2 separate regions of the Mus musculus genome follow, and region 2 is linked to region 1. Evidence: chromatin loops called from intact Hi-C (ENCODE). Cell type or tissue: left cerebral cortex. All regions are shown on one strand. Links, peaks and the distances in the headings refer to the core of each region. The heading gives the core; the rest is flanking DNA. Region 1 has its middle 20 kb from the start of Gpc5. Region 2 overlaps Gpc5 (glypican 5).

Region 1 (12,784 bases), core at 3,105-11,104:
TAAAGGGATGTGTCTGCCCTGTTCAGAGCACACAAAGAAAGTGACAATGGCTTCCAGGCAGGATGCGGAAGAAGCAGGCCCTTTTCCTTATGTGAGTGCTTAACATGCATCCTTAATATTTCAAAGTGCAATCTAATCAAACAAAATTAAACATGAGCCATAAACATCTTACTCTAAGGCATGGAGAGAAGAGGGGGCGTTGGAAGGCAGTGTCTGGGAAGGCCCGTTACGCACTCAGCTCTTACAGAAACAGTCTGCATCCCACATCCACAGTATGATGGAAAGGAATGCAGTCAGTAAAATGTGTGCTTCAGAAGATCACAAACTCTGCAGGAATGTTGGATGAGAAGTCGCTGAGTAAGAGTGTGCAGGGCACAGAGACGCTGCTGCACGAAGCTTTGCATAGAGAAAGGAAAGACGAAAATATACTAACTAGTGACTTATGTTTGTTACTTTCATATTGTGGTTTCAGATATCTTCCAAATTTACATTTGTAATCTGGAAAGAAATAGTGCAAATCAAACCCTGCGCCGGCCTTCCAAGGAAACCCTACATCCGCTAACATCAGAGAAAAGAAAGGAAGAACATAAAAGGGTAGCTACTACAGCCCCGGCTGCAGCTCCTCACCGCCAGCCCTGGAGATGCTCCACTATTTCACTGGAGTCTAAGGATGGACATTTTGTAGCTTAATACATTTTTATTAAATATGAATCTTTATATCCAACTTAATTAATGTGCTGTAATGCAATCCCAGGAGCCTGTCAGTAAGGCAATACTGATGTGGAGGCGTAGTATCTTGTTCAGATGAAGTCCCCATCTTTTTTTCTCCCTTAAGGTTTCTTCTGCTCCAAAGCATCCCCTACACCGACTCTCCTGGCCTCAGCCGATACTGCCCTCTGGTCACGTGACTGACAGAGTCGGGTGGGCGGCCGACAGGCAGCAAAACAAAGGCAGTCTGAACAACTAATATGGGACCATGAACAATAAATCTAAATAGTTAAAACAGCAAAAGGACGTGAGGTCAAATACTCTGCACACTGGGGGTGAGGGGTGCTTGTATGCTAATTTACATAATTCTGTAAGTAAAATATTTATTGCTATACAACAGAGAATCCTCATAACATCCCTCGAAATGTTTTTTTGTGTTAAGCAGTTTAGAAAAAGTAATTCACTGTTAATTCTACTAGATTACCTTAGATAAAAGTCAGGTCATGATGAGGGAGAAATAACAGCTCTGTATTAAGGCAGGATATCAAGATGTCCCTACAGTTTTGGTGGCTATAACTTTTGAACCAGCCATGTCATACTCAGACCCTCTAGATTTTATGGAGGAGCTTAGCTAAATGCTGTCTCTAGCTGCTATGAAAATATGCAATATTGGAGGGGGAGAGAGAGGTTTAAATTCTCTTGAAAAACCAAAAGCATAAAAGGCTTAATTGCTCAAAACAAAGGCACTTATTTTCTCTAATTAAGATTTGTTTGAAATAATCATATGCATAATTAATTTTTAGTCTTCCTTTTCTACATATGCACATAGTACAAGATAGACAGCTTTAGTCATGGAAAGCAAGTCCAGGCAGCCATGGAATGACAGTGAGGAGTTTGGCTTGAGGATTTGGGCAAGTAAGGAATGATCGCTCTTGCACATACAGCAAACACTGACAATACTAAAACCAGCAGTGGCATTTTTAGGATGCTTTCTGTAGTCCACACGTTCTAGCAGTGTTTGATGTACATTTCCCCCATTATATCCACATTATTGCCTATAGCTAAATGAGTACAATCCCTGCTACACACATGAAATCAAGGTACAGAGAGGTTAAGTATCTTACCTAAAATCGCAGAGGTAGTTAGTGGCAGAACTAGATCAGGGACAAAGATCTGTCTACTTTGCCTGTGTTTTTAACTTACATCCATTCTGCCAATGACATACTATTGCCTAACCTTCCATTTTGGGGTCTTTCTGAGCTGAGCCTCCATTCTACCTCATCAGAACCATTTCAACTCTTTGCTATATTGTTATTTATTGTGTGATGGTAGTGGTGTGTGTGTGTGTGTGCATTCTTTAAGAGCCATCTACATTGTATTTCAGGACAGGGTCTCTCAGTGGCTTACAAGTTCCTGAGTAGCTGAACTGGCTAGCAAGGCCCAAGGATCTGCAGGGCCAGGATTACAAGTCAGGAGCACAAGGGTCTTTTGGCATCACTTTTGTTTGTTTTAGTTTGAGCGTTCAAGAAGAGTCTATGTAGATTTTCGTGGTGGATTAAGGTCCTCATGACTGTTAATAATAATAGCACACTATTAACTGAATAACTTCCCTAGAGCGACTGCTCTGTGTTACAGGCACATCATAGAAACCAAATAGTTCCCTTTTCTCATCTTTGTGCCTTTTCCAAAAGTGTTCATCTCAGACCCTTAGTCTCAAGGGTCTATAATTATATCAGCCTGCCTTTACCGATGCCATGATCCCTTCTTCCATTTCCTAAAATGCATTTGTTCTTCTCGTGTGGCATTTATCACGTTATCACTGAGGATTATAGTTCACGTGTCTTGACTTATCACCTCTCATAAAGTGAACTCCTCGTTCATGGAAGAAGTCAATCAAAAGCATTTACATCCAGGGATGTGGTTCGTTCGGAATATTATTTGTTCTCTGATAAGTGGGAAGTTTCAGGACTGGGGAGTTAGCTCAGTTGGAATAGTCCTTGCCTAGCTCACAGGAGGTCATTTGTTCAATTACAGAACCACATAAATCAGGCATGATGGCAAACGTCTCTCATCTCAGCCCTGGGGAGGTGACGGCAGGAATATCAGAGATTCAAAGGCATCCTCAGCTACTAGACAAATCCAGGTCAGCCCAAGCTATAGGAAATCCTGTCTTAGAAAAAAAATGTTAAAACAAATGTTTTGTTTAATGTTTAATGTGTTATATAAACTACAGCAAGTTCTCAAGAGTCAAACATACAAATACCATGCATGTACATGTACATACATGTACATGTGCATACATACACTCACCTCAAGAAATCATATAGAGATCTAGAAAGCTGAGAAGATCATATTTTGTTTTCCTTTACTAAAATACGAAGTGCAGAGTCAACTCAGGCCATTGAGTTCTCTAGTAGATATTTCTGATTCATAATATTTAGTGTTGTGGGCAAAATATTGATCATAATAATTTTAAAATTTCATCAAAAAGAAATCATTGTAACACCGCTACTACCATTTCCTTTTCTAGTTAATTATGAAAGTTCAAGATAAATATGTTAGTGGTAGCATCACAAAAATATCTAAATGTGAATTAATTTGAGAGTTCAGACTGTTTTATCAGCAGATTTTACTATAAGCAGAAATTTGGGGGGTCAAATGAACTTGGAATGTGTTCAGAGAATCATCTGCCTCACGGACCATGGACTTACACACAAGGAGCTGTATGGTATAGTAGCTTGACAAAATGAAAAACAAAACAAATAGAAGGCACTTTTAGTCCCCATCAGTGCCTGCTCTTTGTTTTCTACTCACAACATGTCAGCTTAATCTCAAACTCCTGCCTGTCTGCCTCCCCACTTCTCTAGAAACCTCCAAACATATTCTACTCCAACAGCTATCTACTGTGCAAATGATTACAGCTCATCATCAAGAAACAGACGCCACTTGCCACTCAGCACAGTGTGGATGGACCAGCAGCCACCTTACTGACTCACGGCACTCGTGATATATGGCTGGGTGTCTCCAGTTGCACAGCAGTCTCAAGCCTTTATGATTTCACTGTCATGGAATTCAGTAACCTGAGATTACCTATGGTCCAAAAAGCCTCAAGTACATAACAGTATAGAAGTCAACAATTCATAAATCTAAAGAACACATCTGACTAGTAGTGTGATGAAACCTCATCTGAGTCCTGTGCATCACCCTTTTACCCAGCATTCCGTACTCCATCCTTTACCTGCCCAACTGTCACAAGATGACCCTGACAGTCATCAGATCCACTATTTGTTGAATCAGAGTACTGAGTTCACAAAATGTATCTTACTTAGTAATGGTTCCAAGTTCAGAATAAAGACACAGCAACTGGGATATGATAAAGAGAACCCGCCAAGTGTTTCTCTTGGTTGAAATGGTGTGTTCTGAATGTAAGAAGGAAAGGAATAACATTATATGCTGAGGGCCTGAAGTCTATGGACCTAGAAATCACAGAAAAGGCACATGAATTTTTATGGTAGGGTTTCTAAAATACTTCAAACTGAAAATATGACAGCCACCATGGAGCCTGACATGTTTAGTGAAGACGACAACAAATCCTAATAGGATTTGGAACTCGCTGTGCCTTCCAGAGCCAGTGTGTGTGAGTGTACATGTGTGTGTGTGTCTGTGAGTGCGTGTGGGATACATCTCCCTGGAGAAGCGGAGCTGCCCTCTCACCAGTTCACCCTTTAGAGACTTTCTCGGATTGTCACTTCATGAAGCTTCCTTTATGGAGCTGAAGCCAATCTTCCCTTGCCTGTACCCACTCCACTGTGCACAGAGGGCTCTATGAGCTACTCATGAACACTGCTCTTTCAATCAAAAGAGTGTTTAAATACAAGAGGTCAAACTATGTGATAAAAATGAGTTAAAAGATCTCAGGTGTCTACACACTGTTGAATGTGGAAGTATAATCTACTTGTTAATATTTCAGTGGGATAGAGAGCTAAAACAGGAACTCAACATATTATCATACAACTTTATCTTCTGTTTTTTATATATTCTTCATGATATAATTTAGTTCCTGATTTATTGTGAAATTTTACTGTCCAAAAGTATACCTAGAAGCTGTGGCTGGACACGGTAAGTAATTATCAATTGGGAACCCAAATGCTGATGATCACTTAAATATTTTTCTTTTTCCTAGCAACTTTTTTTTTAAAGAATTGTCACTGACTTTGTTTTTTATTTCTTTTTCATCTCCAGATCATTAGGCACTCACAGATGGTGGAGATTCTTTTTCCAGATGTTCCAGATTCTGTTTTTAATATGAAAGGCAGTTTACACCCAGGAAAATAATAAACCTGCTTAACTGGCTTTGGAAAATTGTAATCCTAATAATTATTGGTGTACGCCCTGGTGATGCAGAACTAGTTTTCTCCATGGTTTCTTTTCTCCCTGTTGCTTTAACAAAACGTACTGTCCAGATTCAACCGGAGAAAGACAGGGTTTATCTTATTCCTTCCTCCATATCATGGTCCATTATTGAGAGAAGTCAGAGCAGAGCCAACACAGGAACCAGGAGGCAGGAACTAATGCAGAGACCATGGGGGACTGCTGCTTACTGGCTTGGTCCTTGTAATGCTCAGTTTTCTTTCTTTTTAATTTAATTTAATTTAATTTAATTTAATTTAATTTTTTCTTTATTTATTCACTTTACATCCCGCTCACTGCCCTCTCCCTCTTAGCCCCTCCCACAATCCTTCCCCCATCCCCTCTCCTCTTTTCTTCTGAGCTGGTAGAGACCCCTTGGATATCCCCCCACACATATCCTGGCCCTTCAAATCTCTGCAAGGATAGATGCTTTCTCTCATACTGAGACCAGACGAGGCAGCCCAGCTAGAACATAGCCCACTTGCAGTTTGCTTTCTTATACATGCCCTAGGCACATGGTGGACTGGGCCCTCCACATCCATTATCAATAGAGAAAACGCCCCCAACAGACCTGCCCAGAGAAACCTACAGAGGCAAATCCAAACTGGAGCTCTGTCTTCCCAGGTAACTTCAGCTTGTACCCAGACAACACAAACAAAACCCAAGACTCTACTCCAACTTTTTAAGGGCATCATTTTCCTGTTATTCCAGCATCAGGAGCAGTTCATGGTTAGCTGCAGAGATGCCGTATGGATACAGCCTGTATGAACCAGCTCTATTCTGAAAGGTGTTTGTTGGTTGGTTGGTTGGTTGCTTGGTTGCTTGGTTGGTCGGTTGGTTGCTTAGCTAATATTGCACTTTCTGCGAAATTATAGTTTTTTAAATGCTGTTTACAGCCATGAGCCTTGGTCTCTGCCCTTCCTGGGCACCTCCTCTGTGAAGTGTTCAGAAGGTCCTAGTCCTCTCGGAGCAAGTCTGGCCCAGAGCATTCTATTAAATGGTCCAGATTTAGCACAATGTGTTCTTTTATTTGGTATAAAGTCTGTTAGCCTAAGTGTTCACACTAATGTTTAGCGTGAACATTAAAATAAAGCACTTTTCAACAGTATACCTCATTCTGAAACAAAATAAATCAGGAAAGGTCTAACATAAATCAGTTATTTTGTCAAGTATCCTAAAACTGAAAAGAGGGAATTCTGGTCCATTTTCTGTATCTACTCATTGAAGGAAAACATATGGGGCAGTGAATGTTTTGTTTACCCTATAGTATCTATCTAGTGTTACCAAGGCTATACACATATGTACATGTATTTGCATGTGTATGTATCAGTGTCTGTGTATCTAGAATGTGTGTGCATGTATGTACATACTGTGTATGTGTAAGTGCCACATCTATGCCAGTGCCTCTGCACTGGATCCCTAATAGCTGGCAGACAGTGTGAGAACTGGAACAGAACTCTGGTCCTCTCTTAACCAGCTCCTACCGTAGCCATTTTAATTGTTACTATAACCCATTATCTGTGTATCATAATTTTCAGTATTTCCAGATGTTGCATGATGCACAAGGCTGACAGGATGAATCTGTGGTAGAGCCAAGGCTCAAACAAACTGAGTTAGTCTGCCTATGGGGCTAGGCTTTTAAAACCCACATAGTAAAAGCTGCCTGTAACGAGGAGAGGTAAACACTGAGGCTAGCAGACTTTACACCAAATAAAAGAACACAAGAGCTAAACATGGACATAGGAAAAAAGAGCATTTGAACTGAAAGTAAAACACTAAAAAAAATTGTCTTGTGTCTCAGAAATACTAATACTCTAGACTCTGGAGTGATACAAGAGCTCTTTAATAATGCAAGTTCTAACATTGCCAAGACAACAATATTAAGATGCTGCTAGCTGAGCCACAGACTTCAATCTTATCGAACTGTTAATGAAGTCTTCTGGACCACTTCTCTGTATGAAAGGACTCCAAATTCAGGAAGAAAAGTACAAGGTTTCATTTACAAAAGTGAGTTTCTGCCAATAAGCAATGGATTCCGTATAATCAGCGTAAAAGGGTTGCCTTTCACTGTTTGAGGTCTGAGTTCATGGGTATTAGCGACTTACCTCCTGTAATGTCCCCAGTCCAAAGTGAGGTGTGCTTTAAACACAAAATGTGTATGGAATGTTGGAGATAAAGGAGAGGGGGACATTGGGAGAAAAAGAAAGAGGAAATGGAGAGACACAGACACACAGACATGCAGACACATGCACAGAGACAGAGAGAGCACCAATTGGCTGAAATTATTAAAAGTAGAATGTAATGTTGATCACTCATTTCTCTTTATTCTTTTTAACATGATCCTATGAAATGCTTACTGAAAGTGTGGCTGGCATTGCATCTCTATTAGAATGCCTGAGGTCTTTCAGTTCGCTGAGTGAATTATGAACAGAAACTCACGCTCATCTCACGCAGTCTGAAGTTAGGAGAGCTGGAAACTTTTCTTCTAAGTTCATATGTGGTAAACATTTCAGTCTGGTAAAATGTATCCTATTTGCATCTGTGTTTTCCAATGCGTTTTGAATGGATAAAAGAGAGCCATCCTATTTCATTGCCAAAGGGAGACAGCTGCAGTGCATGGGAGCCACCAACTGTTCAAAGGTGGCAGTGCCCAGCTCGCTGAATCTTTTACAGAAAGAGAAATGGGAATGTGCGAGTGGATCCATTAGCTGCTGGGATGAATGCTGTGACAAGTAAACAGGGCATAATGTCTGTCTTAAATAATGATGGCTACCGCTGAGGAGAAGTGGCTTAGCCTGCATTTCAGCAGGTTGTATTTAGAAAATGGTTTAAAATATTTCTTGATAAAAGAACACTGCTAAAAATAAATGTTCTTAAAAAAAAAACTTCACAAGCTAAAATATTTGTAATCAGTACCAAATCATTTATATTTACACTACACAAAAAATTTAATTGGCAGGAATGTGAAAATGACAACAGCTAGTTCATGTAACAAGAAGTGAAGCACACTGGAAATGTTTTAAAAACAGATCTGTCAACTGGAGAAGGCTTGGAAAACCCTTCAAGATCTACAGACATTATGCTATGGGGTCTTTTGTACCTACTGTTATGGTGAATGGCTGACTAGAGCCCAAGGCTGCAGCTTTGTGGATAATGGAGTCTCCTCAGTTGATGCAAGGTGGTTCCTAACTAAGCTGGTAGACATGTTTTCAGACTTGGCAAAAACAACAACAACAACAACAACAACAACAACAACAACAACAAAAAGGCATGCACAGCTTCTTCCCGGGGCTGAAAGAAGAAAAGAAAGAAGTAAAATACCCTCACATACATCGGTTTTCAAATGGTGAGCACTAGGGCATTTCTAAAGTAGGATTAAATCTATTTACTTCATGCTGTTTAAAAAGACAAGCAATGAAGTCACTATAAAGTTAGAGAATATTCTGCAAAGCAGGCCCAGCCATTACTTTTACTTCCATCTGTAACAACTATGGCAAAAGAAAACCTGAAACTCTGTAGTATCATGCAAATAAAAAGAATTGCCAAACACTAATCTTATTTGCTTTAATAAATTAACTTTTGTGACACGTGACTTATAGAAGAAGTGTTTCACTTACTGTCATAGGAAAACATCAAAATGACACAAGACACATTTATGCAAGGGATGGCATTAGAAGGAATACACAAGGAAAGAACCCTAACTGAACAAACGTTTCTGGGAGACAGACACTCTCTCAGCTGTAGTGGAATACTAGCAGCTGAGGAATATTTAAGAAAGTGTTTATTGGACAAAATGCTTTACAGTGGGGAAATGGAACTTGTAGAGTCCACCTCCAGTGGAGGGACAGGACATCAAGTGGAGGGATGGGATTGCCACCCCAAAGTCAGAAGCTCTGACCCAGAATTTTCCTGTCTGAAAGAATTTCAGGATAAAAAATGAGAAGAGCATGAGAGAAAAGGAGGTTCCATGACAGGCCCAAACTGGGATCCAGCTCAAAGGGAGGCTCAGAGGTCTGACACTGTTACTGGTGCTGTGGTGTGCTTGTAGACAGGAGCCTGGCATGGCTGTCCTCTCAGAGGTCCAACAAGTAGCTAAAAGAATCAGATGCAGATACTAGCACCCAACCAGTGGACATAAACCAGGGACCCCTTTGGTTGACTTGAGGGAAAACTGGAAGAAACTGAGGAGGAGAGCAACCCGATGGTAAGACCAGCATCTTAACTGACCAGAACCCTTGAGCTCTCCCACCAACCAGGCAGCATACACCAACTAACATGAGGTCCCTGACACACATACAGCAGATGGCTGCCTGGTCTGGCCTCAGTCAGAGAAGATGCACCTAACCCTTGAGAAATTTGAGGCCCCAGGGAGTGGGGAGGCCTGGTGGAGTGGGGGTGGGGGTGGGAACATCCTCTTGGAGACTGGGTGGGAAGGAGGGATGGGATGGGGAGAGGTGAGGGGGCAGACCAGGAAGGGGATGAAGTGTGGACTGTAAAAAAGGATTAAAGAATAAAAATAAATAAAATTAAATTAAAAGAAAAAAGAAAGTGATTATTCAAACCGTGGTCTCAGTGCTCTGAGAGCATGATACCAACATCCACTTAGTTTTGTTAAGGGTATTCCAACAGTATCATAGCAGACGGTGCCTCGTGGTTTGAAAGAGATTCCGTGGTAGGATATAGGATTACTTCAACAATGAAATCGCCATCTATTGTGAGAACTGGGTGAGATGTTTTCCATAGAAACAGTTGCAATATCCCAAGTACTTCCCACATAATCCCACTGCTAAAAACATTCCATTGTAGGATTTCTTACTCCGACCTGAACTATGTAAAAGTAAATCCTTCTTGAAAAAGTTTCTAGAACTAGTAGTATGATTCAAAGGCCACACAGACACTACTACCATTGAGCTATATTCCCTGTCTAAAATTTTTAGAACTTCTAAATGTGCCTACTTAAAGCATTTTCTCACTTGGCTTATTGCATAATTTGACCAAAAATGTTATTCTTTCAAAAATGGTAGTTTGTAGACCCATATTTGTCACCTTGCACAAAGCTCAACTCCAAGTGGATCAAGGACCTCAACATAAAACCAGATACACTGACTCTAATAGAAGAGAAAGTGCAAAGAGCCTTGAACTCATTGACACAGGGGGAAATTTCCTAAACAGAACTCCAATGGCTCATGCTCTAAAATCAAGAATTTGATAAAAGGGACTTCATGAAACTTGAAATCGGATTTGTCTTATCAACTATGTACTTTGATAAGACAAATCAGCAACTTACAGATTGGGAAAAAAATCTTCACTAACCGCACAACATCTGAGAGAGGGCTAATATCCAAAAAAGACAAAGAACTCAAGAAGCTAACCACCAAAAACCCAAACAACCCAATCAAAAAATGGGGTATAGAACTAAACAGAGAATTCACAACAGAGAAATCTCAAATGGCTGAGAAGCACTTAAAGAAATGTTCAAAGTCCTTAGTGATCAGAGAAATGCAAATCAAAACGACCCTGATATTCCACCTTGCACCAATCAGAATGGGTAAGATCAAAACCTCAGGTGACAATACATGTTGGAAAGAATGTGGAGAAAGAGGAACACTCCTCCATTGCTGGTGGGATTGCAAACTGTTACAACCACACTGGAAATCAATCTGGAAGATCCTCAGAAAATTGGAAATAGACCTGAAGACCCAGCTATACCACTCTTGGGAATATACCCAAAAGAAGCCACCATGTTACAGGGGCACGTATTCCACTATGTTCATAGTGGCCTTATTTGTGATAGCCAGAAGCTGGAAACAACCCAGATGTCCCACAACAGAAGAATGGATATAGAAAATGTGGTTCATTTACACAATGGAATACTACTCAGATATTATGAACGAGGCCATCCTGAGTTTTGCAGGCAAATGGATGGAACTAGAAAATATCATCCTTAGTGAGGTAACTCATACCCAAAAGGACATGCATGGTATATACTCACTAGTAAGCGGATATTAGCGCATATATATATATATATACATACATACATACATACATACATACACACACACACACACACACACACACACACATATATATATATATATGGAGAGAGAGAGAGAGAGAGAGAGAGAGAGAGAGAGAGAGAGAGAGAATACCCAAGATACAGTCCATATAACTCAAAAAGATCAACAAGCTTAAGTGCCCAAGTGAGGGCACCTCTGTCTCACTTGGGAGGGAGAAGAAAGCAACCACAAGGAAGTGGGGGGGGGGGGGACCTGGGAGGGAAAGGTATGGGGGGAGGGAACCTGATCTAGTATTGGGTGGGGGAAAAGAACTGAAACCCTGTGGGCCATCATGGAGAATGGAAAGAGGCAACCTCAGGAAACAGGAGGTTTAGGAACCCTCCAGAGACCTGGGAAGTGAGAGACTCTCAGGACTCAAAGGGAAGGACTCTAGATGAAATGTCCTATAGTTGGAAGAGGGAACCTATAGAGCCCACCTCCAGCAGAAAGACAGGACATCAAGTGAGGGGGGTTGTTATCCCACAGTCAAAACTCTGATCCATAATTGTTCCAGTCTGGAAGAATTACAGGGATGGAAATGGAGAGGACCCTGAGTAAAAGAAGGTGCAGTAACAGGCCCAAAGTGGGATCCAGCTAAAGAGACATCCCAAGACCTGACACTGTTACTGAGGCTATGGAACCCTCACAAAAAAAAAAAAAAAAAAAAAAAAGGGACCTATCATGACTGCCCTCTGAAAGACCCAACAAGCAGCTGAAAGAGTCAGATGCAGATATTTGCACCCAATCAATGGACAGAAGCAGCTGACCCCTGTGGTTGAATTATGGAAAGGCTAAAGAAGCTGAGGAGGAGGGTGACCCTGTAGGAGGACCAGCAGTCCCAATTAACCTAGACCCCGGAGATCTTTCAGATACTGGAACACTGACCAGGCAGCATACACCAGCTGATACGAGGCACCCAACACACATGCAGTAGAGGACTGCCAGGTCTGTGTTCATTCAGAGATGATGCACTTAACCCTTAAGAGACTGGAGGCTCCAGGAAGTTTAGAGGTCTGGTAGGGTTGGGGGAGGGACATCCTTGTGGAGACAGGGGTGGGGAGGAGGTATGGGATGTGCAACAGTCAGAGGGTGGACCAGGAAGGGGATAAAATTTGTAGTGTAAAAAAAATGAATTAATAATAATAACAATAAAAATGCTAAGTTTGTGTTCAACCAACACATGTGAAACTTTTACAACATGCAAGGCTCCCATTAATCCAACTCCTGGAATGTTAAAACACGCCTTGGCGGTGGAAGATGGCTGTTCTCTTCTGTGAGAGAACAGTTGGGAACATGCTTTCTCTAGCCTAACAAAACCACAGGTGGGGGAAAAATGCTACAAATAACCCAGAAAAGAAAACTGCAGTGCAAGCATGGTTCAAAGAACTTTAAAAACATGTTTTTCTTATTAATCATTTTATATGTTTGCATTTCAAATGTTATTATCCCCTGTCCAAGTCTCCCCTCCTGGAACCCTCCACCCCATCCCCATCCCCTTTGCCTCTAAGGGGGTGCTTCCCCAACCACCACTGCCTCACCCCTCTAGGATCCCCTTCTCTGGGACATCAAGCCTCTACAGGACCAAGTGCACCCCTTTACATTGATGCCAG
Region 2 (12,784 bases), core at 2,300-10,299, 320 kb before region 1:
TGTTCCTATTTGTCTATATATGTAACATGTGTGTACAGCTGCCCACAGTGTCCAGGAGGAGTATCAGATGCCCCGAAACTGCAGTTAATGGTGGTTGTGTATAGCCTGATGTGGGTGTGTTGTAGAATATTTCATCACATTGTGAACCCCAAGATTATGTTTACTGGAAAAAACCTGTTTCTAGTTCTAGTGTGGCTCAGACTCAGAACACATCTTTAATCTCTCTGGCTGAGATATAGACACTTCCTTCAAACACACCTTTAATCCCAAGCAGTGAGACTAAAGATAGTTTGTAGAAGGAAGCACCCATGTTTGAAAGTAAAGTCTATTGAGTGGCAGTGAAAGGGACAAATCAGGGAAACATGGAAGCTTCTTGAGAATTCAGGTGGAAAGAGAGGGGGGGGAAGGGGGAGAGCAGAGCAGAGAGAAGAGAAGAAGAGAAGAGAAGAGAAGAGAAGAGAAGAGAAGAGAAGAGAAGAGAGAGAGAGAGAGAGAAAGAGAAAGAAAGAGAAAGAGAAAGAGAAAAGAAGAGAGAAGAAGAGAAAAGAAGAGAAAAGAAAGAAGAAGAGAGAACAAGGCAGTTTTAGCCGGACAGGTGTACAGAGAGATTGCAAAAAGAGAACAAGCTAGACACAGGCGAAGACAGAAGGAGAAAGAGAATGAGAAGGAGCCAGAAGATTAGAACAGATTGCCAGAGTTAGTCTGAGAACAAATGGGGCAATTCAGTCAAGGCTGAGAGACAAGCCAGATTGAATCAGTTTGGTATTAGAGGAATTTGAGCCAGAACAGCTGAGTTGAATCAGCCAACCAGAGTTCAGGAAGAACTAGGAAGTGGTGAGCTTTTTCAACAGCAGGACTCAGAGGTTAAAAACATTCTAGGCCTAGATTAGATAGTATGGAGGGTAGAAGCTTCCAGGACTAGGACTAGGTTAGCAGATGGAGGCAGTAAGCTTTGGAGACAACTACATCAAGTGAACCAAACCAAATTCAGGTCCTCTACAAGAACAGCAAGTGCCCTGAACATTGAACCATCTCTCCAGCCCATGAGCCACTACATATTTAAATAAAGGAAAATGGATTTTGTTTTCTGTTTTTTGTTTTCCATTTCATACTATATTTGGGCCTGTTTAATGAACACATTCTATTCTCTTGTAGAATTAATGGCTTACTTTCTTTTCTCTTTCTGGTTGTAAAACAAATGTCTTACTTTCTTCTGTTGGCAAGTGTCTCTTCACCATTCCTTGCAGAGATCTTCATTCCATGTTTCTCTTTGCTTGGGTCAAAAGTACAGCGGGGGCTCTGTGTTGGTGTTCTCACTGGATGGCCACAAATCGTATTCACCTTTCAAGCAGAAAACATCAGAAGGCAGTTACAGACCTGCTTTGGCTTTCCTGAGGCCATGAAACAATGTTATGTTTGCCTCTACACTTCAAAATTAAGTTTCAATACCTATAATCCTTGTGGGTTTTTAACAATGAGAATCAATGTATTTGAATTCATTGCCAAGAGTGATAAACCAGTTTCATGCACATTGATACAGGCTACAATACACATGGAAAAACTATCCAAAAATCAAGAATTAAAGTAAAAACTAAATTGTGTGTATATAAAGGATTGCTAACCCAAAATAGATATCCATCGTGTTTTACATTCAGGTAAGATAATATAAATTGTTGCTGAGTATGCACTAAAATTTGAATGAGTCCTAAGGATAAAAGTAAATATCTTCTGAGAAAGGACAGTGAGTCTGTCATTTCTTTGTTTGCAATTCACAGAGGGAAGTTAGGGCCGCACACATGCTAGGCAAGCACTTTGTTATGAGTTGATATCTGCAGCCTGACTGTACTGTCATTTTGAGGCAAGGTCCCAAGTTATCCCAGCTGCCCTTGAACTCACTATTCTCCTGCCTCAAGCTTCCAACTAACTAGGATAAGAGGCTTGTACCGTCATGTCTTCTTGAGAAAGAGTACATGTAATATTGTATAATACTATACAGTCTCATTTTATATTTCCTCTATATCTTCTTTATTACACTGATATAATTACAAGGATGGTATAGTCTTCAAAACAATGAAAAACAAATTGACTACAGGGAGCAGTGGTGGTGCATGCCTTCAATCACAGGACTAGAGAGGCAAAAGTAGGCAAATCTCTAAGTATTAGGCCAGCCTAGGCTACAGAGTGAGTTCTAGGACAGCCAGGGTTACACAGAGATAATTTGTCTCAAAAACAAAACAAACAAAACAAAAAAAATGTACGTAATTGCTCTTTAGATATTCTTCTAGCAATGAAAACTTATATAGTTTACATAATTATCACTGAAAAATCGACTTAGCATCTAATGTATCATGATAATATGCAATTCAAGAGGAAGCAGCATGTTTGAAACATACACAAAAGTCCTATGCCAGAATCAGGAGGCTTTATTTCTGGTCTAACTTTTCTTATTAGTTCTGAGACCTTAAGTATAGGATGATAGCTCTTTGAACTTGATGGTCTCACACATAAGGTGAAAATATAAACATATGCCAAAGATATAAATTCTCCTTTTCTTTGATTGTTCCATATTGGGATATTAAAATAATTATGCAAATATTTCCTCCTCCTGTTCATGTTTATTTTACTTCTAACATTTGTGAAGCTCCTGTGATGAACTTTAGGAGAGAGAAAGAGTAAGTGACCTTTGCCTTAACAGAGCTTACAAGTTAGAGCAGAATGAGATCTTCCACATAAACCAAAGGCAAATTGTGTTTCTTTAAAAAAAATAAATAAATAAATAAACCGGAGGTCCAGGAATGATGGTGTCTTCTGGGTGTGTCTGGGTATCTTCTTGGGTTGGAGGAAGACGGAAAGTGAGAAACATGAGATTACTCCCAAAACGCATTCAGCTGCCAAGTATGAAACTTTGAGCATCTGTTAGGGAAGGGTATGATGAGATGTGTTTCTATGAAGCCAACTCATAAGCAAACATTTATTGAGTATCATTATGTCAACTGCTGGAGATACATCCACGCACACGATCGAATTAAATTCTGTGTAAAGCAGCCACTGCAGTTTTTCATGACTGTAGCAGAAGGAAGACAGCATTAAAGCCAAGAGCATACTTGCAGTTGGACAGAAACTGGGCAGTTCAATTGTACTTGAGATGTTGGCGGGAGTGCTTCAGGAATCTGAATGGCGAGTCAAAGGATGAACTGAGAATTTGAAAGACAGAAAAAGCAAACATAAACATTTCAGAAGAGTATAAATTACCAAGAGGAATACAACAACTAACCATATATCTCTTCTATATGAATACATTCTGCACGAAAACACATAGAATACTGTATAGCATTCCCCCTGGTGTGGGGCAGGGGACGCCATATGATATAGACACCAAGAAAAAAACTTGTAAGGCAAAACTGCCAGGCAGGAAGTTGATATTTTCACATCATTGCAAGCAGAATAACGGCCATAATGTGGAGAAGAGGAAGAACAGGTCTGCAGAGAAACATTAGGATCCAGAGTCAGGAGCAGAAGCCGGAAAAGGATTTTATTTTATTGCCATAGCAGAATTAGATAATGTAACCTCATTTGATAATCACCTCAGAGCAAAGGATAGTGCTAAGGAGAAAGACAAACCCTAAGAGAGGGAGATGTAAGACGACATGGGTCTGATGCAGAATGTGGCTATCATTTTGTTTTTCCTAGGAAAGAAGAGTTTGGACAGAAAACCACACAAGAAAACCATGCTGGAAGAGGAGGCTAGACACATATGTTATGGGAGGTCTTCAAGGCTAAGAATGTGTTTATTAGACAGAAGCTCCTGCTGTTTGCCAAGTTGAACAGTAAGATCCAGAAGTGGTAATTTTACAAATGCACCAGACAACATTGTATAAGTTTAACTAAAGAGAAAACTGTCTACTGAATGTAAAAATATAGTTAAAAACTGCTAGTAATCCCAAGATGGTGTTCATAGGTTGTAAACAAAAGTAAAATGAACTGGGCTTAGGAAAGGATATTTCAAGTGAAAAGACCAAGGTATTAAAAAGTTCAAAATGAACTTTAGTCCCTGGGGCTAAAAAAATAGTGATAGTGAGGTATAAATTATATTAGCTAGGTGCTAAAATAGAAAGAAAAAGGAAGATTTGTTGTCAACAACCACCAGTACCAGGAACCAAGAGAAGATGATGTGAATTGATGGTGGGTATGTCTGGAGGTATTATGGGATGTTTTCAAAATAAACATGATCCATTGTGGCTGGCCACAGGGGCTTGAGGCAAAATGAAACTCAAAGCTACTATGAATCTTAGTTTTCTCTTTCCTAAATTCGAGGAGAGGGGCAAAGTACTTTGAACTTTTGAGTGGAGAGAAATACTATCTCAAACTATCTCAACATCCCTTTGTTAGAGGAAAAAGCCATATCTTCTACTGAACTGGAATATAAGGAGTTGAAAACCATCAGTCTCACATGACTTTTGTACTCATTATGTTTGCATTGGTTGCAGCTACAGAAAGAAAAAGGATTCGCTAAAAACTTAGAGAATAGCTTCAGTGGACACAGAAGCACAGAATACTTCAGTAACAGCAAGTGAATTCCCAAGACCCTGTTTCTTGATTTTCTATTGGGATCTTTTCTTCACATTTTATTGAAAGGGAGTAGAAAACCATCTGGTAGCAGGGTCTTAAGCTGCCACCCTTGCTCCCCTGAGGTGAGCCAACTTGGATAGTACATTTCAATACTTAGGACTTCTTCCTATTGAAAAAAAAAAAACTTCCCACGTCTGTTGACAGATTTTCATCTTTGCCGTATACTGCAATTTCCTCGTTTTCTTCCTCCCTGGTCTCGACTCTTCTCCCCTGCAATCATTTTGAAGTATCTTGAAAAAAAAAATGTTTTCTTCTGTAATGCTTGTCAACTCTGGCTTTAAGTTCCATCTCTGGCTTCCCGCTGATTTTCAAGTTCCCATCTCACCTTGAAATGACTCTCCTCCTCACTCCTAAGCCATATCACTTCTCCCACTCCAATCAAGTATTTGCTGCAACAACTGCTTATAAGTTCGCTGACTTTCCCATTCTCAATTTAATCGTGGAACTGCACACACCATCAGCCACCAAGCTCCTCCATCTGCCTGCACACTTGCTCTTCTTCAAGTCACCAGACCAAAGATTTCTACTGAAAGGTGCAAAGAACACCTTTAACTGTTTTCATTTCACACCTACTACCAGGCATCTGGTTCTCTAGCAATGGCAGTCTTAAGAAGCATAGTAATAATAGTACAAATCAAGGACTTAGAAGACAGGTCAATGGTTAAAGCGCTTGCCATACATGCATGGGGACCAGAATCTTGATCTTCTGAACCCACATACATGTCAACTGGACAGGGCTGACATCCTGTGTTGCCAGTGCACAAGATGCACAGACATGAATCTCCAGGGCCAGCCTGCTAAGTAGAGAAGCCAGGCACGGTCTGGGTCCCACTGAAATATCCTGATTCCATTAATAGGATGAATAGTAATTAGGGGAGACCCCCAACATCAGCACCAAGACTCCACATATATAGATGCCTGTCCACCTGCACAAATGTGCATGTCTACACACAAATATGCAAGCAAACCACAGGTTTGTGTGCATGAGGAAAAGATTGTACAAAATGAACAGCAACCTTTTAAGAATATTAAAAAATTGGAATAAAAATCATGGGTGTTCTATGTGTGATTATTAAATAATTTACCCTAACAGATAAGAGAGTTCTGTGGCCCATGACTCACAGCACCTTGCATGCTGAAAGCTGCTGTTTTAGCTTATGAGAGATTATATGAGAAATGAGTCTAATATTCATGGGAATGATAAGGAAATATGAATCAGTACAGTGTTTTTATCATGTAGTATGCTCCATTGTGTGAAAAACTAGTTTCAGATTCCTGGGAGGGGACCGATAGGTGACTTTTCACTGCTAAGAAAAAAAGGGAGTTTATTTTCTCATGCCCTTGTGATTTTAAAAACTTCTTAAGGGCAAAACCCACCAGAGTAAGACTATCTTGTCCAGACAGAGATACATCCATGATCCTAGCTTCATTCTGTAAAACCAATGTTACTTGGACCAGAACTTGAGAAAAAGGCTGTAGAGGTGGCAGCTAAATGTCAGCTTCATTGTAATTAAGTTCCCTTTTGTGGACTACAGTGATGTGCTAAAGGTTAATGTACCAAAGGATGGAAATATTATAGCCTCTACGTGAACATATTTGGCTGGTTCCCTCTCTATTGACAGTCAGAAAGGGCCCATGAAAAAAATGAGAGCAAGGGGAAGAAAAAAGGTCCCTCCATGTTGCATTAAATAGGAGCTGACTAGAGATGCCCATAGCTACAATGAGTAGGAGCTGGCTATAGGTGGATGTCCTGCACAAGAACTGCCAGCATCTTTGCCATGGTAACCAGGGCAAATAGCAAATAGAGTACGAGAAGACAGAGCAAGTTTATTTTTCTGGAATCGCCTCTAGAAGAGACTTGTTTTCTTTTAAATGTTTATTATATTTGAGGAAATTTCTAAAGAGCAGCTTTAAATGGTGGGTTAGAGGGTATTTTGTTGTTGTTGTTTTGATTTTTTTAAAGGAAGTTGTTGAAAAGACTCACCTATTTAGAGCTGAAAGCAAAATGAAATTACAAAACGTGGAAAGTATAAAGTTCAGAAAGAAAAATCTAGTAGAGGAAGAAAGGTAAAAAATTATAATAAACGCCTCCTGTCCCCCAAAATATGACTGGAAAGAGAGTTTGGCAGTTTCATCAATACTAGGAAATCCTGCCCTAAAATGATGTTATTAATACTGGGCAAATAATGTAGACAATATTCACACATGTTCAAAGTGCAAATAAACACAGCTCAGTACAGAAAAAGCTTAGAGGGAAAAACCAAAGCAATGCTTTAAAAGTTGTGAAGAATATAGCAGTGACATTTATGCAGACATCAAATGTCATTGATAACCTATAAAACCCATCCCTTACATGTATTTTATCCATAAGACAATTCTAGATATCACAGATGGCCAGTTCGTAAACGATAGGGCACAAGTGAGCTGTGTGAGGAAGAAGGACTGTGTGGCCCTGCCCACAGGTGCTTGCTTGGTTCTTTTCCGATGTGAAAGCTGTGTGAGGAAGAAGGACTGCGGGTGCTGGCTTGGTTCTTTTTCCGATGTGTATACATTCAGCCACCAGAGGGAGCTTCTGCATGTCAGTCCTCCTTGACATTAATCACACTTACATAAGAGTCTGTTTAATATCATACACCTTAAGACTCTTTAAGGGATATTCAGCTTGTCCGCTAGAGTAAAACGTGAGCCGATACATGAAATCTTCACAAAGATCCAAAAGCACCTTAAAGCCTATGCGCTCAGGGAGAAGGGACGCATGAGCGCTTGATCATGGGCTAGCGAGATCTCCTAAGTTATCTTACCTGCTACAGAAAACAAAACGAACCAGCATTTACAGTTCTCCCTGCTCCTCTATCCTGCCCTCCCTTCCGGTCTGCCTTCCTCACTTGTCTCCTTCCTTTCTTCCTTCCTCCCTCCCTCCCTCCCTCCCTTCCTCCCTTCCCCTCCCTCCCTTTCTCCTTTCATCATGGATCTCTCTGTTGCTGTTAAAGGCACACATCCATCTAGTGAGTCCCCAGGATTGACAAACAATTTCAAAATTTTTCGTTCTTGTATCACTACACAAAGCACAGTGTTGATCAAAAAGTGAGTACCTATTATTCATGAGTTATTTTTCTAAGAGATGAGAATGGAGCAACAAACCTTCAGAACCTGTGTTCTCATGAGGGAAGCAAGAACTGTACTTAACCCACCCCGCTCTGATTTTTGAGGTAACCTCTTTCTAGATACCCCTGGCTGACCTGGAACTCTCTCTATAAAGCAGGCTGGGTTCAGAGTCAATGAAATCCCCACCACTGCCTTTGAAGTGCTAGGGTTAAAAGCCCTGCAGTACCACAAAATATCTAAACTTTGTGGTGTTTTGAGTGAGAATGTCCCCATAGACTCAGATATATGAATACTCAGATATTTAAGGAGGTACCCCCTTAACAGAAGCAGCATCTGAGAGATTAAAGACTGCACATTATTGTGAGCATCCCCTAAACCTACTGCTTCCTGTTTGTGGGTGAATTCTCAGTTTGCTGCTTCAGTCACCAGGCCTGACTGCTGCCATGCTTCAAAACTCCTGTCCTTCTGGAACTGTAGATCCAAATAAACCTGGCTTCCTATAACCTGCTTCTACCATGCTGTTTTATATCCACAATAGGAAAGTGAATAAAACAAAGTCACTCATTTAAAAGGGATCATTGGTAAGTTGGTGGGGTATGGGGGACTGTCATCTAGGCAATCAAGAACGAACTATTTTAAAAGCAGACTTAAACTATGCCCTGGGTGGCTAAGAAGCAACGTGGTAAGTAAGCTTCAGGAAGGAGCGTCAGTTGCAGAGAATGGAAACAGGAACCATTCCCCCTGTGTTCTGGCAATGGGTGAGCCTGTGTTGTCATTGAACAGTTGTGAGCCTGATGATAGTACAGGGTTGTTTATTTTTAAAATATCCCTGGCCAGGCTAAAAGCCAACTCAGAGGGGACATATTTGCCAAAAAAGTACAAGGACAGAAGTTTGGATTCCCCAGAACTGTGATCTCAGCACCCTCGAAGTACATACAGGGGAAACCTCTGTAGTTAGACGAACAAGCAGGCCTCTGCTTCAGACAGATACTGGGATATTATATGCATAGAAGTATGGACACTGATATAAGACATTAATAGATGACATGGAAAGAGTTGGTCCTGATGGACATTTTGAGTGTGTCGGTGAGAGATGATTGACAGCTTTACTCAAGGCACTTAAGGAGAACTAAGCATAGGTAGATGATCCACATAACCTAATAACAGAGACACCAGGACTTGAGTACACAATCGAATCATCCAATTCTACTATCTTTCATATGAAGAAATAAAGGCACACTGAGTGTCACGTGATCAGAGAGAAAACTAAGAGAAGAGAGAATTTAGGGGAGAAATGTGATATTCTCCTTGACCATGCTTGCCTTCTGAGAAGTAACATTTACCCAGGAGCAAGTGGTCCTAATGGGAACATAGAGCTGTAGGCTGAGGTCAGGAGAGGCATCTAAATGTGCATATCCATTGCGGGCATCATTTGAGAAAAGACAACAGGATGCTGAAGACTCTTACTAGACAAACCATTTAGTGATGGAGACAAAGGGAGGTTGAGAGAGACTTGACCAAAGGACTTCAAACAGGTAAGAATAAACAAACAACTGAAAACCTCGCTAAATGTAGGCATTTCCCCCTCTTTATGCTATAATTGCAATGGTGGTAAATCTCAGAAGAGTGGACACAGTGACTGAATCAGGATGTTCCACATCAGGCACTGGTGGCTTATGCCTTTCATCCTGGGACTTGGGAGAGATAAGTAGATCTCTGTGAGTTCTTCCAGAACAGCCAGGGATACACAGAGAAGCTCTGTGTCAAATCTTCCCTACCCCTCCACAAAACCAAAACCAAAAAAACAACAAAAAGCAACACAAAGAACAAACAAACAAAAACCACAACAATGAAAAACAAACAAACAAACAACGATTCACCATGTTCCCCACAGGCTCACACCATTTGGTTCTGAGTTTGTGGTGCTGTTTGGCTTGGGTGGGGGTCTCAGCGATATGGTCTTGCAGGACCAAGCACATAACTGGGGCTGAGGGTGGAACTTTGAGGTGTCAAAAACCACATGCCATCCCTAGTTCACTCTCTTTGCTTCCTTCTTGGAATCCAAGATCTGAACTCTGTTTCTGCTCCTATCAGTAGGTGCTACTCCTCATATCATGGATGCTTCTCCCTTGGAACTATATACCCAAAGAAAGTCTTTTTTTCTAGCGTTGCCTTTGTCTTGCTGTTTAACTACAGCTATAGGAAAGTAACAAATATACTGGGCTACCTCGGCATGCTGAGGAAGATGGAGTTTTCAGTTTTCATTTAAAACGAGGATATGAATGAATGTAACAGAAGACTGTTGTCTTAGTGTCACTGTTACTGTGATGAAAGAACACAACCAAAGCAACCCGGGGAGGAAATAGGTCTTTAGCTTACACTTCTGCATCACAGTTCATCAAAGGAAGTCAAGACAGGAACAGAGCAGCACCTGGAGACAGGAGTTGGTGCAGAGGTCATGGAGGAGTTCTGCTTACTGACTTACTCAGACAGAGCCCACCCAGGAGCACTTGCCAAGGTCTGGTACCACAATGGGCTGACTTGTCCTTTATCAATCTCTAAGTAAGAAAATCACCTACAGCCTGATCTTACAGGAACATTTTCTTTTACTTTTTTACTTTACTTTATTTTATTTTCCATATTTTTTATTCACTTTACATCCCAACCACAGCCCCCCTCCCTCCTAGTCCCACCCCTACAAATCCCTCCCCGACTACCCACTCCCCTCCTTAGAGAAGGGGGAAGGCCCCCTGGGGTACCACCCTAACCTGGAGCACCTAATGCCAACTAATTTTACCTTCATATTTTGGATTTAAGGGTGTGTCCATATTCCAGCCAGGATTAAAGGTGTGCGCTAAGGGCTGACCCACACCACAAATAGAAATAAGGTTTTTTTTCAGTAGCCAACACAATCTCAAGGTTCACAGTATGATCAAATATCATACAACACTCCCTCTGCCTCTTGCTCCCTCTCTCCTTTCTCCCTTTTGCCTCTTTTAACTGTAGAATTTATGCAGATGCTCACTGGCAAGGATATTTGATAAACAATCCCCAATACACACTGTGAATATCATGATTTTAACGGTGTGTGGAAAGCTAATTAAATGCTGACAAGGATGGAAAACACAGAGGTGGAAGAGCATCCTTCAGAGAGTGATGCTTGTCTCCTGTATGCTTATGCTCTCTAGGAGTGCAGACCACTTGTAAACAGTCCCTATGTCTACTCTTCTGTCTTCAGAGGGAGTTCCGTGGGACAAGTGCAGCTCGTGCAAATGCACAAGGCAGGTTCCTAGGACTTCAGTCTCCAGGACCTACTCCATTGAAATCTTAAAGGGTTTTACCCCAATGCTGAGGAAAATGCCATCAGCTACCACAGCTCTAGCTTAATGTGGAGTTATCACTCGATAACTATGAATATCCATTAATTCCACTCACTTTTCCCAGCACATATCACAAAATACCTGTAATGAGCACTCCCTAAAGCATTTTAGGGGTAAAATGGAGGATCTGGTTAAAAGTCAGTTTCAGTGTTCAAGTAAACACAATAGATTTTTAACCAGTAGCTGAAGAGAACCTTTATCACACAACCCACATGGAGACAATCTTTAGTGATCTGTAGAGATGCATGACCATAGCTTTCCTAAGATTATACAGATTTCAAAGATTAGCTACTAACATCTGAAAATATCAGTGATCTCTAAGATCATAGTTTTAAGAATTCTTAAGATGAACAGAAAGAATTATTTAAATGAGGCATAATCTCACAGCATCTAACAAACACTTATACTGACAGTGGAGGCTTCCTCTAGCCCCTAGAAATAGCTTCAGCCCTGGAAACTGCCTTTACCATAGAATGGAGATGCTAAATGTCTATTAGTTCAGTTCTGATAAGGAAAGGATGGAAAACTGACACGGAATGCACCTAGAGCTATTTACCGAAAAATCAAATGGACCATTATAATGTGTTTTTCGTGCTTGTTATTTTTAATCTTTGCCTTGTTTCTAATAACCCAATCTGATAAATAGTATGACAGGGCTTAAGATAAATACATATATAATATCAATAGCACCAAGTTTTCTGTGTAAGAGCTTTGACGTTATACATTGTTTACTCATTGAGAGAAACAGAAATTAAAACAGTTCTGTGGAGGTGCTCTCACGAGGACAGGAAATGTTAATAATTTAAGTTTCAGTGAAAAACTGTAAATGAATGTAATTAAATCCAGTTAGCGATTAAATCAGGATGCTTCTCCTATCAAATCTGAGGTCATTTCATTTCAACAAATATTGTTAAACATTTTAATAGGCTCTGGGAATAAAAAGATAAGACAGCATAAACTGTCAGAGCTGCAGACTTATCCAGTGGGATGGAGAAGGGAGATTGAATGAAACAGGCCTTTTAGGGGATGGAGGATATACACACCAGGGAGGGCCCATGAGGCATTCATAGTTTTCATAGAGACACAGGAAGGCTGAAGTGGAGACAAAGATGAACTTAGAAAGAATTCTCCTTTATATGTAAATGTATTAGAAAAGCCAGATTTACTCAGTTGACCAATAAAAAATAACCAAAGAGCATGTATTGAAAGACCTAAATTCTAGAAGTAGAGTAATTATGACAAAAAAGGGCCATCTGCCCTTGTGTCATCTTCAATTAAACATAAAAAACAATAATAACTGTAGTCCATAAAGACAATGACCCATTTGATTGTATGTACTAATTACAAGGTTACCTACCCAACTATACAACACCATGTTACCAAATTTTATGATTTTCACTCTAACCACTTCCAAAACAAATCTTGTGTTGTATAAGCAGCCATTTCCTACTTGCCTGGGTTACCGCCCTACTGCGAGGAACCACCAAGCTCTCTCTGATTCAGTGGAGTTGCTACTTAGGCTTTTCATGTTGATAGTATTGTGTAAGGCAGGGTCTTTGAGACTGATTATTTCAAATAGAGCACAATAAAGTAATTCATTGGGGCTTCCACAATCATCCAGATGAAGAATGAAACCAAAAATGAGATGCCTATAATCACCTCCTAAGGAG

What was found. Hi-C counts contacts between places; a loop is a spot of excess contacts. Peaks named below come from ENCODE experiments on the same cell type or tissue, not always from the same donor. Only the 100,000 strongest peaks of a DNase experiment are listed, where the experiment ranks them.
Region 2: a loop joins it to region 1, with 8 times the contacts of the local background. A loop is called at or near these places in 17 of 42 quality-filtered maps.

What each region holds. Positions count from the first base shown.
Region 1 is chr14:115,065,688-115,078,471 of GRCm38, reverse strand. No RefSeq gene overlaps it. Among named protein-coding and RNA genes, the nearest start is that of Gpc5, 20 kb to the left of the region's middle. In left cerebral cortex, for the core only: a CTCF peak has its summit at 7,747; a DNase peak (open chromatin) is centred at 7,744; H3K4me3 peaks cover 530 bases.
Region 2 is chr14:115,387,703-115,400,486 of GRCm38, reverse strand. Gpc5 (glypican 5) reads right to left here. Exons shown (of 8, transcript NM_175500.4): 4 at 1,208-1,341. It overlaps 4930505G20Rik (RIKEN cDNA 4930505G20 gene), which reads left to right. Exons shown (of 4, transcript NR_045761.1): 4 at 3,691-3,936. Among named protein-coding and RNA genes, the nearest start is that of 4930505G20Rik, 15 kb to the left of the region's middle. In left cerebral cortex, for the core only: a CTCF peak has its summit at 7,194 (motif pointing right); a DNase peak (open chromatin) is centred at 7,210; H3K4me3 peaks cover 210 bases; H3K27ac peaks cover 185 bases.